Linked DNA regions of Homo sapiens: region 2 is linked to region 1. A link is a contact called in ENCODE Hi-C data. All regions are on one chromosome and are shown on one strand. The core of a region is the stretch at or near the end of the contact, and the rest is flanking DNA. Distances in the headings are between cores, read along the strand shown.

Region 1 (6,226 bases), core at 2,984-5,483:
CCATAACATAAAAGTGCAAGGCAAAGCAGCAAATGCAGATTGTAGCGAAGCAGCAGATGCTGATTGTAACGAAGCAGCAAATGCTGATTGTAGAAGCTGCAGCAGGTTTTCCAGAAGATCTTGCTAAAATCATTGAAGGTGGCTCCACTAAGCAGATTTTCTTTTTTTTTTGAGACGGAGTCTCGCTCGCTCTGTAGCCCAGGTTGGAGTGCAGTGGCATGATCTCAGCTCACTGCAACCTCTGCCTCCTGGGTTCAAGTGATTCTCTTGTCTCAGCCTCCCAAGTAGCTGGGATTACAGGCGTGCACCACTATGCCTGGCTAATTTTTTGTATTTTTAGTAGAGACAGGGTTTCGCCATGTTGGCCAGGCTGATCTTGAACTCCTGACCGCAGGTCATCCGCCTGCCTCGGCCTCCCAAAGTGCTAGGATTACAGGTGTGAGCCACCGCACTCAGCCAACAGATTTTCAATGTAGATGATACAGCCTTATATTGGGAGAAGATGCCATCTAGGACTTTCTTAACTAGAGAGAAGTCAATGCCTGGCTTCAAAACTTCAAAGGACAGGCTGGCTCTCTTGTTCGGGGCTAATACAGCTGGTGATTTTAAGGTGGGGTCCAGTGCTCATTTATCATTTCAAAAATCCTAGGACCCTTAAGAATTATGCTAAATCTACTCTGCCTGTGCTTTCTCCATGGAACAACAAAGACTGGATGGCAGCACATCTTTTTACAGCATAGTTTACTCAATATTTTAAGCCCACTGTTGAGGCCTATTACTCAGAAAGAAAAGTTCCTTTCAAAATATTGCTACTCATTGATAATGCATCCTAGTTACCCAAGTACTTCGATGGAGACGCAAGAGTAATGATGTTTTCATGCCTGATAACACAATATCCATTCTGCAGCCCGTGGATCAAAGAGTAATTTCTACTTTTAAGTCTCATTATTTAAGAAATAAATTTCGAAAGGCTATAGCTGCCATACATAGTGATTCCTCTGATGGATCTGGGCAAGGAAAATTGAAAACCTTCTGGAAAGGATTCACCCTTCTACATGCCATTAAGAACATTAGTGATTCATGGGAGGAGGTCAAAATATCAACATTAACAGGAGTTTGGAGGAAGTTGATTTTAATTCTCAAGGATGACTTTGAGGGGTTCAAGACTTCAGTGGAGAAAAGTAACTATAGATGTGGTGGAAATAGCAAGAGAACTAGAATTAGAAGTGGAGCTTAAAGATATGACCAAATTCCGGGAGGCTGAGGCAGGAGAATGATGTGAACCTGGGAGGCGGAGCTTGCAGTGAGCCGAGATCGCACCACTGCACTCCAGCCTGGGCAACAGAGCAAGATTCCATCTAAAAAAAAAAAAAAAGATATGACCAAATTGTTGCAATCTCATAATAAAACTTGAATGAGTGTAGAGGCATTTCTTACGGATGAGCAAATAAAGTGGTTTCTTGAGATGGAAACTACTTCTGCTGAAGATGCTGTGAACATTGTTGAAACGACAACAAAGGATTGAGAATATTACATAAACATAGTTGATAAAACAGCAAGGTTAGTAGAGGATTGACTCTAATTTTGAAAGAAGTTCTACTGAAGTTTAAATGCTATCAAACAGCATTGCATTCTACAGAGAATCTGCATAAAAATCTTTCACGAGAGTCAGTTCATGTGGCAAACTTCATTGTTGTCTTATTTTAAGAAATTGCCAAGCCACTCCCAACCTTCAGCAACCACCACTGTGATCAGTCAGCAGCCATCAACATCAAGGCAAGACTCTCTACCAGCAAAAAGATTACAACAAGCTGAAGCCTCAGATGATCGTTAAACAGCATGTTTTAGCAATAAAGTATTTTTAAATTGAGATATGTACATTTTAAAAAACATGCTATTGTACACTTGATAGACTAGAGTACAGTGTAAACATAACTCTTATAACCACAGAGAAACCAAAAGACTCACTTTCTTATAGCAGTCTGGAACCAAACCCACAATATCTCAGAGGTATGCCTGTACTATGAAGAATGAAGTATAAATTAATGACCATAGCAGCCATAGGGGACAGTGTAATCCATGTGACTTGGATGGATGTTGGGATGCTGACTGTGTGTTGGAAAATGCATTCAAGTAGCTTAGCTCAATGCCAGCATATAGTAAACTCTCAGTTAATAATTATTATTATATCCTTTAGTCCTTGAGTGAGGACATAATATTGAACAAATCATTTTCTTTCCAGACCAATACAGAAGATGAGGTGAAGGTCAGATCATAGTGTGTCCTGATTATTATTTAGGAGTCTGTACTTGATTTGGGGGTAGTGAACACACCTGGGAGCTCTTGTATAGAGTTGTTGCAGGATTGGAGCCGTGTTTCCAGAAGACAGAGATAGCAGCCATGTTCAATGAGTAGGCGGGCTGGAGTGGGAGAGATTGGATTTCCTCAGACACACTAGGAAGCTGTAATTCCAGAATGGAGTGAGGTGTTAAGACTCAGCTAGCCTGGTATCAATGTCGTCACAGCATTTGTGAGGCAACAATGCTTTCAAAATGGCCAGAGGGCCTCATTGCTTCAGCAACCTACAGTTAGCTTCCTGGCATGGTTTATCCATCCTTTTAATGTCAGTAAAGGGACTGGCGCCACTGTTTATCAACTGTGTGACCCTGGCTGGGTTGCTTAATGCTCTAAGCTTCAGCATTTCTTCATCTGAAAAGACAGAGATGGGTCTGGGCATGGTGGCTTACACCGGTAATCCTAGCACTTGGAGGCCAAAGTGAGAGGATCTCTTGAGCCCAGGAGTTTGAGACCAGCCTGGGGAACATGGTGAGACTTTGTCTCTACAAAAAATGAAATTAGTGGGACATGGTGGCACACACCTGTACTCCCAGCTTCTTGGTCTGAGATGGGAGGATTGCCTGAGCCCATGAGGTCAAGGCTGCTTTGAGCCAAGATTGTACCACTATACTCCAGCCTGGGTGACAGAGTGAGATCCTGTCCCCCCACCCCCAAAAAAAAAAAAAAAAAAGATTATTATCATCTATTTCATAGGGTTATTGTGAAGACTAAACAAAAAAATGCATTCAAATACCTTAACTCAATGTCAGCATATAACAAACTCTCAGCTAATAAGATTATATCCTTTAGTCCTTGAGTAAGGACATAATATTGAGCAAATTTTTTACTTTCCAGACCAACACAAGTTTGGCAGTTTAAAAATTCCTTTATCTCTTTAAGGTCACTAGGATCTCATTGGTGTTGCTCTAACATCATTTACAAGTGTGAATGGTATGTCCTTTCAAGCTATCAAATCAAACATTCTCTAGCGGTTTAGGTTTGGCAGTGTGGTTTTTGTAAATCTGTTGGAAAAGATGGTAACAAGGGAAGGGGAATGAGGGAGGGAAAATTGGCTTTTGTGATTATTTCCAAATCTTTCTTTGCTCAGAATGAATTTTTTTCCATTCCCTTGTTATACCAGACATGTTCTAGCAATTGCCTGTGGTATAGCCTACTTAATATAACCAAAGTAGTTTAAACATTAATTGAACTCAATCACCCGAGTACTGTTAGTACCAGGAGCTGACTGCTGAAGCCAGCTTACCCCTGCCTTATGCAGTCACTTCAGTTCAATCAGTATAGAGATTAAGGACCCACATTTACAACATCTCGGGTTTCCTCTGCCCACTAAGTTACTTTGCCCTAACATACTTAGAAATAATTTTAATTCTTTATTGTTCTTAGAGAGTTGAGTACTTATTAATTCATTAGGGAAAATGGACTAAGGTCACGGGTTTTGAAAATGCTCACAAGGAACTAGAAGCAGGCCTGCCATGTGAGATCTTTCCAGATGCCATAACGAAAGGAGACTCTTAAGGTGAGGCAGCTGTCAGCACCTACGGAAGACAGAAGCATCTCAGCCCTTTACATTCAAACTTGAGCCTCTAGCTGCTTGGAGGAGCCCCTTTTTCCACCAAGCTAGGTGTGGCTTGTTCCCATCACTTGTTGGTGTCCCCTCTGAACACTTCTATTCAAACTGAAGTGAAAAAAAAAACAATGCCAGTCGGTGCTGCTGGCTCATAGGTCCATAGAGCAAGTCCCTCATGGGCTCTGGCCTGGCTGTGAACCCCTGGCTCCAGGGATACCTGACAGAGAGTACCGGTCACAAGAACTCTGGGTTCTGACCTGGCTCTCAGGACCACCTAACTTTGGGATGTCCAGTCAGTTACTTCACTCCCCTTCTCTCAGCCTTAAACCTCCTCACTTGTAGTGTTTGACTATCACTGTCAAGCAGCAGGACAATTAGAGCAGCTGTTTTCTGTGTGGTCACAATGGGATGAAAGATGAGAAGAGAGCTAGGAGAGATTTCTTGGGGAAAGCAGATTCATCAGTTTAAAAATACAGTTTGAAAACACCAGCCTAGATGATCTTTGAATCTCCTTGCTCTGAACTCAGTGATTTCAGGCAAACCAGGGATGAACTGCTCAAGGCCACCAACTAGGCCTTGGCCTCTTCTTGATCATGAATCAGGCCTCTTCCATTTGTTAACAACAATGTCTGGTAGAAAGAACTGATGTTCCCCCAAGCCTGAAAAGCAGAGTCTTTAAGGAAGAAATTTTCAAAATTATCTGAGAGGGCAAAGTGGCAAATTGGTTCTGTTTTTTACCTCTCAATAAGCAAGCGATAAAACTGCAATTCATTCCATTAAAAATGATTCATTCACTTCTATTAATTCAGTAAACTTCAGCTGAAGGCCTCTGCATGCAGAGATATATGCAGAGAACCATGGAACAGCGAGAGTTTATGCCCTCAGGTTTTATGGGCATGATATGAGGTATATAAGAAATGAGTATAAGCTGGGAGAGGTGACTCACACCTGTAATCCCAGCACTTTGGGAGGCCGAGGTGGGTGGATCACCTGGGCTCAGGATTTCAAGACCAGCCTGGACAACATGACAAAACTCCGTCTCCACAAAAAATGTAAAAATTTGCCAGGAATGGTGGCATGTGCCTGTAGTCTTAGCTACTTGGGAGGCTGAGGTGGGAAGATCACTTGAGCTCAGGAGGCGGAGGTTGTAGTGAGACACTGCATTCCAGCCTGGGCAACAGAGTAAGACCCTGTCTCAAAAAACAGAAACAAAAACAAAAAGGTAAAAATAACAATAATGGGTTGAGTGCCATGAGAAATAGCTAGAAAGCTTTATAGGAAGTGGGCTGTTTAGAGCAAGGGAAGGAGGAATCAGGGTAGAGTTTAATTGGAAGGGCCTTGAAGGAAAAATTGGGTTTAAGCTCAGGATGAAAAACATTCCAAGCAGAGAAACTTACATTGACACAGAGGCAGGAAAATGGAAAACATGTATGAGGAAAAATGAATAGTTTAGTTTGGCTGACACTGAAGTTTGGCAAGAAGAGTAGTTGGAAAGGTCCATTGGGTGGGTGTCTTAAATAAACACTCTTTGTCCATTTCAGTCTTTCCAAGGTTGTACCACCTGATTCCAGATGGTGAAATTACCAGCATCAAGATCAATCGAGTAGATCCCAGTGAAAGCCTCTCTATTAGGCTGGTGGGAGGTAGCGAAACCCCACTGGTCCATATCATTATCCAACACATTTATCGTGATGGGGTGATCGCCAGAGACGGCCGGCTACTGCCAGGAGACATCATTCTAAAGGTAGAGACTGTGGCTGTGGGGCTGCAGCAAGGGGCTTGATATAAAAAAATGCTTCTGAGCAAACAATTGGATAGATGGATGGATGAATGAGGGAAATGGTAAAATAAATGTGGATAGTGACTTTCTATCATTTTATGACTCTCTGAGATTTGTCATTTAATTGAGATCTTTGTTTCTCTCTGTCTTGCTCTTTCACTCTCTCCCCCCTTTCTCTCTGTATATAAATATTTATCTGTCTCTATATCATTTTGTCTGTCCACTCTTCTGCCTTCTCCCTTCTAGCTTTTTCAATCTTCCTCTTCATTCCCTTTCTCCACCTCCTCTTTCTCCTTTTATCTCTTTTTTTAAAGAGCATTAATATAAAATAAAACTGGGACATATATTTTCTTAAATTGTTTTTAGAGTAGATTAATAGAACATTTTGTATTTTATTTAATCACAATCATCTACTTTTTGAAAGTCAATTTCCTATAGTCTTACGGCCCTCCCTGAAAATAAAAGTAATCTCTATGCTAATTCCACCAACCCAGAGACATACCAGGGGAGACAGGTGTTGG
Region 2 (6,310 bases), core at 435-2,934, 76 kb before region 1:
GTGTGATTGACAAGTTATTTACCCTCTGCATTTCAGTTTCCTATGCCATTTGTGAGGATTGAATAACATAATATACTATAATATAAGGCCCCTAGCACAGTGCCTGGCGCATGGTAAATATTCAAAGAACTGTTAGATGAAAAAAGGATTTTTCCCAAACATCAAATCATCAAAAACAAAACAAAACATAAAAACCTCACTTGATTAGCACAGAATCATAGAACTCTATTTCTGGAAGGGACTGTTGTACACGATCTAGTCTGGTGGTTTGCAAGTTTTTTTTAAAAGCTAGGATTCTTTGACCAGAATATTAAGAGGAACATGATGCATTAAGGAAATAATGGCAGGCGGGGTGTGGTGGCTCACATCTGTAACCCTAGAACTTTGGGAGGCTAAGATGGGAGGATTGCTTGAGGCCAGGAGTTCAAGACCAGCCTGGTCAACATAGCATGACCCCATCTTTAAAAAATAATAATAATAGTAATGGCAGAGCTGGAGGAGTGGGCAAAGCTCCCCCTTGGTTTCCTCCTATCTCCACTCCCTTGGAAGATCTGGAAGTATCTGATGCCTTCCACAGCACAGTTTGAAAAACGAAAATCTGGTCCAATGCCACCATTTCACCAACAAGGGAATGGCCCAGAAACATGCAGTTGTATTTTCAGTGGTATGGCCGCACTGCAGCCTGAATTTATATTCCCCTACAGCATCATGAGAAAGAATAACCAAGACTGTAGCATGTGGGACTATATGGCAGAACACTACAGAGAAGCTTTAAAAGACCTAGAGCTTTAGTTCATCCTGTGTGAACCATTTTTCCCCTATAGATTGTAGATGATAATCTTTTGCATGGCCCATTTCCATTTTCATGTTTGTTTTTCAACTGTTTCTGATGTCACTTAAAGTATTTCCTGTGAGATTCCAGTACTTTCTAACAGCCTTGAGGACAATCAGCAGCTGCATAGATACAGATTTCCTTGAAACAACTTTACCCCCTCCTGCACCCTCTATCTTTGCCTTCTGTGGTCCTATCTGATGCTAAATAAAATGCTACAATTTCTAAATGTTTTTATATTAAGGGCATTTGCCAGCAACCTCTTCACTAGAGTGTCCTCTCAGGCATATTACTGCAGTACAGAAATGTAAACAACAAAGCTGACTCAATGAAAGCCTGAAGTCAATGTATTTTCTTTTTGAGATAAGGCTATGTTTGCACAAACAACCTCCGACTTTATTTGGAAAAGAAAAGAGATATAATACAGTTTATGACTGCTGGGCTGTTTCCAAATGTGGCTAATTTCCTGTTAGGTTATTCGTGTGTCTTTATGTTCTTGTGGAAAGCATAAGGTCTTTTAATTTACTTTTGGAAAAGAGGAAAGTTGAGTTGGGGCTGAGGGAAGAGGCAGGATTCTTTTTTTTTTAATTTATTTTTATTATTTATTTTATAATGTTTCCCCTCCCCTTAGCCCCACTAGAATGTCAGCTCTGTGAAGTCAGGGATTTAAGGCAGAAGAATGAAAATGCCCAACCTAAAATACAAGATCTACAAAAGCACCTGGATGAAGAGCCTGCCTCATGGGAAGGGCAGGGCTGTCCTGGGAAGAGTCAGCTGCACTTTGGCACCATCTGAGGTGCCTGTCCAAGCCTGACCTGAATAGGACTGGTCATGTGAGGGGTCAGTCCTGCAGGCTGCCCTCACACCTCTTCTCCAGATCTGCCATCTCCTTTAGGACCAGGGCCACGCTGTACCGCAGCTCCTGGAACTTGGCTATGGGGACCTCGAAGCGGTATGCTAACCCATCTGAAAGCTTCAGCTGCATCAGGACCCTCGGCTGCAGGAAGCGAGCCAGGGCACTGGTGGAGATTGTCACATCCACCCACCACTGAAAGTCAGCAACATGGGGCAGCCAGGCCCCCTGCTGCTGGGCCACAGAATCAAGGAGGGGCCGCTGGCTCCCAAATACCACGCTGGCCAAGTCCCCGACCAGGTCTTGGGGGATGCAGAGTTCCTGGAGCTGGTCCCTGAAGGTGTTGGGCTTCAGGCTGGTGGGGGGAAGATGGAGGGCCTGCTGGAGCAGCGTGTGCATGCCTGCCAGTAGGGCACCCAGCCACTCCTGCGGCAGGTTGGTGCTGACCCCAAGACACTGCACAGCCTCTCGGCAGTCCTCCCCTTGCAGGCTGCTGACCACAAACTTCAGCAACTTTCTAAACATGCTCCTGTTTAGGTCCCCTAGTAGCTGGTCCATTGCTGCCACCTCTGGAGGAAGCTGGGCCCCCAAGAAACTCACTCGGCCACTGTGACTACCACCAGGATGATGCAATACAGAGCTGTGGCCCCCACAGCAGACACTGCTGCTGCTTCCTCCTTGATTAGCCAGCCCAGGGGGTGGGTCCCAGATGCAGATACCTGGTGCCAGTGATCCCCAGCCAATGCAGCCAAAAGCGGGCCTGGTCCCAAGGTGGGATTCTTAATCACCATGAAAGTTGACCCAGAGCCCTAGTTTGCACTGGGCTCCTACTTGTGTGTGTGTCCATGTCACCTCTGGAATGGGGACTCCCTGAGGGCAGAAGCATATCCTTTAAGTCTCTCTCAAAGGTCTGCATATCAAACTCATGACCTAGCTCAGAGTTGGCGCTTGAAAACTATTTATTGACTTTCTACGCAAGAGACTTCCTAGATGCAAAGCAAGCATGTTGAAAAACTTGATTATTGTTGACTCCTATCTATGTTAAAGGAAAATATGTATTGTGGTAGTATTCTACTGTTTAAAAGAAATATCTAGGCTGGGCATGGGGGCTCACACCTGTAATCCCAGCACTTTGGGAGGCCAAAGCAGGTGGATCTCTTGAGGCCAGGAGTTCAAGACCAGCCTGGCCAACATGGCGAAACCCTGTCTCTACTAAAAATACAAAAATTAGCCAGGCATGGTGGCGCGCGCCTGTAATCCCAGCTACTCAGGAAGCTGAGGCAGGAGAATCACTTGCATCTGGGAGGTGGCAGTTGTAGTGAGCAGAGATCATGCCACTGCACTCCAGCCTGGGCAACAGAGCAAGACTCCGTCTAAAAAGAAAAAAAAAAAACGAAATATCTAATGGAATAAAAGAGTCCTATTAGAACAAAGCTTAAAGGCCCCTTATAGGAGCTCTAGCTTTCAGTTTCTGGGCCAACAGAGCTAGACTAGAGACAATGAATTCAGTAACAAATACATGTAAGAATTATTGAGCACTTAGTATGTGGTAGATGCAAATCTAAGAGCTTTATATATCATATCTCATTTCATCCTCACAAGAGTTCTATGAAGTAGCCTGTGATTATCCCCATTTTACAGATGTGAAAACAGAGTCTGAAATCATTGGCCCATAGTGGTGGGATTTGAACCCAGGCAAAGTGTCCAGAGCCCACTTAGCCACTAACGACCAACTGAGTGAAATGCATACAGGAGACAACAGTGCATTTATCATAGTGAAAATATGAAAGGCTCAACAGCACTATTTTCTCTCAGATGACTTAGTTGAAAGCTCTGATCTCCTACTTTTTCTGAGTTTGGGAGAAAGATGGGGAAGAAAGATAAGAGAAAGCCATCACAGTGTTAACTGTTTTTTGTTTTTTTTTTCTTGTCCTGATCTGACAAGAATTTTACAAATCACTGGTCTATTTAATTTTCTTAACAAATTACATTTTTTAGAGTTACTTTAGGCATTTCCCAGATATTACCCAAATGATTCTTACCACACCAATGTGAGGATGTGAAAGGTGAACATTATTCCCACTGGCATGCGTGGAAAAACAGAGGCACGAGGAGGCCATGGGGCTTGCCCAAGGTCCTGTCAGTCACTCCAGAGTGGACCCTCAACCCTGGCTTTCTGAATCGTAGCTCAATTCCCCATGCATTGGCAGCCCTGTCTCATGTCTACCATAAGCATAAGCCTTTCATGTGCTGGGAAGCAAAGGTGAGCCTTCTTGTTCTTTTTTAGGTGTGTGGATGTCTCCTAGATCTTGACTTGCTCCTGAGGAAATATTGTGTGACTGAGTTTCCTGTTATACTGCTCTCCAATCCATCATGAACCAGCCAGAGTCTGCCAACGATCCTGAACCCCTGTGTGCAGTGTGTGGCCAAGCCCACTCCTTGGAGGAAAACCACTTCTACAGCTATCCAGAGGAAGTGGATGATGACCTCATCTGCCACATCTGCCTGCAGGCTTTGCTGGACCCCCTGGACACTCCGTGTGGACACACCTACTGCACCCTCTGCCTCACCAACTTCCTGGTGGAGAAGGACTTCTGTCCCATGGACCGCAAGCCTCTGGTTCTGCAGCACTGCAAGAAGTCCAGCATCCTGGTCAACAAACTCCTCAACAAGCTACTGGTGACCTGCCCATTCAGGGAGCACTGCACCCAGGTGTTGCAGCGCTGTGACCTCGAGCATCACTTTCAAACCAGGTAGGTCCCCCATCAGCGAGCCGGTAAGTCCCACCCCCAAGCGGGACAGCTGGACCCCTCCACCCCCCAGTCTCCTGAGGGCTTCCAACCAATGAAATGATCCATTCAAAATAAAAAAACAGCTAGGTGTTTATGGTCATGATTCAGTGTGAGGAAATAGCATTTGGTGGAGTTGTGTTGTATGTATGTGTTTATGGGATTTTTTAAAATTCTAATAAAATGTAACATAAAGTTTACCATTTTTAACCACTATGAGTATACAGTTCAGTGGTATTAAGTACTTTCATGTATTGTGCAACTATCACCACCATCCATCTCTAGAAATTTTTCATCTTCCATAATGGAAACTCTATATCCATTAAACACGAATTCCCCATTCCACCTTCCCCCAGCCCCTGGCAGCCACCATTCCACTTTTTGTCTCCATGGATATGACTGCTCTAAGTGCTTCATATCAACGACATCATACAGTATTTGTCCTTTTGCGACCAGCTCATCTCATGTGTGTATGTTTTGAAATGTGAAATATACCAGAGAGGGTGTATGAGCAGATTTCTCTGAGGCTTATGGGCCTCAAAAGGATTTCCTGTTGGGCACTGCTTGCTTTTTCACTTAAGGAAAAAAAGGTGCCCCAGTTTGACCCTTGATTATTAGAATTTCCTCTGTATTGGAATTGACAAGGCACAACTGTCCTTCAAGAAGGTGTGAGGTGTTCTCAATTAAGTTTTAAAAGGAGAAATTTAGGAAACTTTTGTCTTCCAAGCAATTTGTTCTGCTAACTTTGTGGCCAAGTTACTAAGTTGCACGTGCACACACACACCCACACACACACACACCCACACTGGTGGCAGAATTCTGGTGTGATTGCCGCTGCTGATGGCTGACATCACCTGTTCCATCTGGCTGCCTCTCATTTTGTCCACTTACATTGTCATGTTCTTGGACATTGAGAACATTTAAGGTGCTTAATAAAGGGTGAACAATCATACCACAATTATTTTGTAAGAGGAAATTTGGAAGATGTTGTTTATCCTGGTTCCTGTCATGACAAGGGCAAGAGGCAGGTGCAGGTATTTTTTTTAAAGGTCACATACCTTAGGTCATGAATCTGAGCCTTTGTCTTTTGGGACATGCATGGATTCTCTAACATGGAAGTTTGCATCAAAAGCAATGGCCTGGGTGTAATGCTTAGCACATGTTTTCCACGCTCATTATGTCAGTGAATTCATTTTTCTCCCCAAGACGTTCAGCCAGATGCTTCCACCTCAGGTTTTTGGGTTGCAGCTGTTATTGCTGGTGTTTAAACTAGGATGCCCTACCTCCCTCATTCCCCAGAAATAGATGTGGTTAAAGGAGGAGTGGGTAGGGTAGTCTATTTGTGACTTTTGCTGAAAGTTTTGCCCAGGTATGGGAGACGTTGGTGGGAAAGAAGTAGGTCTGGAGTCAAAGGTGAGGTAGATGCCAACAGGAGTTGGCACAGAGCCAGGTTTGAGAGTGGGAGCCACACTGGGCAAGGGGATGAGGGGCATGAGGAGGAGAAAGAGCTCCTCTACCCTCACCACAGTCCCGTGTTGCAATTATACATTTGTGCTGGGGAGCTGTGTTCATTTCTTGTTGCTGCTGTAACAAATCACAAACTTAGTGACTTAAAACAACCCAAATTGCTGGGCGCAGTGGCTCACACCTGTAATCCCAGCATTTTGGGAGGCTGAGGCAGGAGGATCACTTGAGCCCAGGAGCTTGAGACCAGCCTGGACAACATAGCAAGACCCCATCTCTATAAAAAATTTAAAAATTAGCCAGACCTGGTGATGTCTGCCTGCAGTCTTAGTGATTCAGGGGGCTAAGGTGGGAGGATTGCTTGAGCCTGGG

Evidence for each region. A loop is a pair of places that touch in the nucleus more often than their neighbours do. Pooled maps may share reads with other maps.
Region 2: a loop to region 1 is called in a map of thyroid gland, with 2.4 times the contacts of the local background. The contact joins the enhancer-like site here to the promoter of LNX1-AS1 in region 1. A Hi-C loop is called at or near these places in 2 of 168 maps with a recorded cell type or tissue (IMR-90 and thyroid gland) and 1 of 50 pooled maps.

Annotation. Positions count from the first base shown.
Region 1 is chr4:53,498,084-53,504,309 of GRCh38, reverse strand. LNX1-AS1 (LNX1 antisense RNA 1) reads right to left here and starts at 4,233. Exons shown (of 4, transcript NR_046622.1): 1 at 4,183-4,233; 2 at 3,808-3,893; 3 at 2,334-2,462. It overlaps LNX1 (ligand of numb-protein X 1), which reads left to right. Exons shown (of 11, transcript NM_001126328.3): 5 at 5,467-5,669.
Region 2 is chr4:53,571,751-53,578,060 of GRCh38, reverse strand. LNX1 (ligand of numb-protein X 1) reads left to right here. Exons shown (of 11, transcript NM_001126328.3): 2 at 3,973-4,438. The coding sequence starts at 4,059. It also overlaps the pseudogene COMMD5P1. Among named protein-coding and RNA genes, the nearest start is that of LNX1, 17 kb to the left of the region's middle. Within about 2 kb of position 1,684, at least 3 of the 41 ENCODE cell types and tissues checked have a DNase peak (open chromatin) inside an H3K27ac peak, as active enhancers do.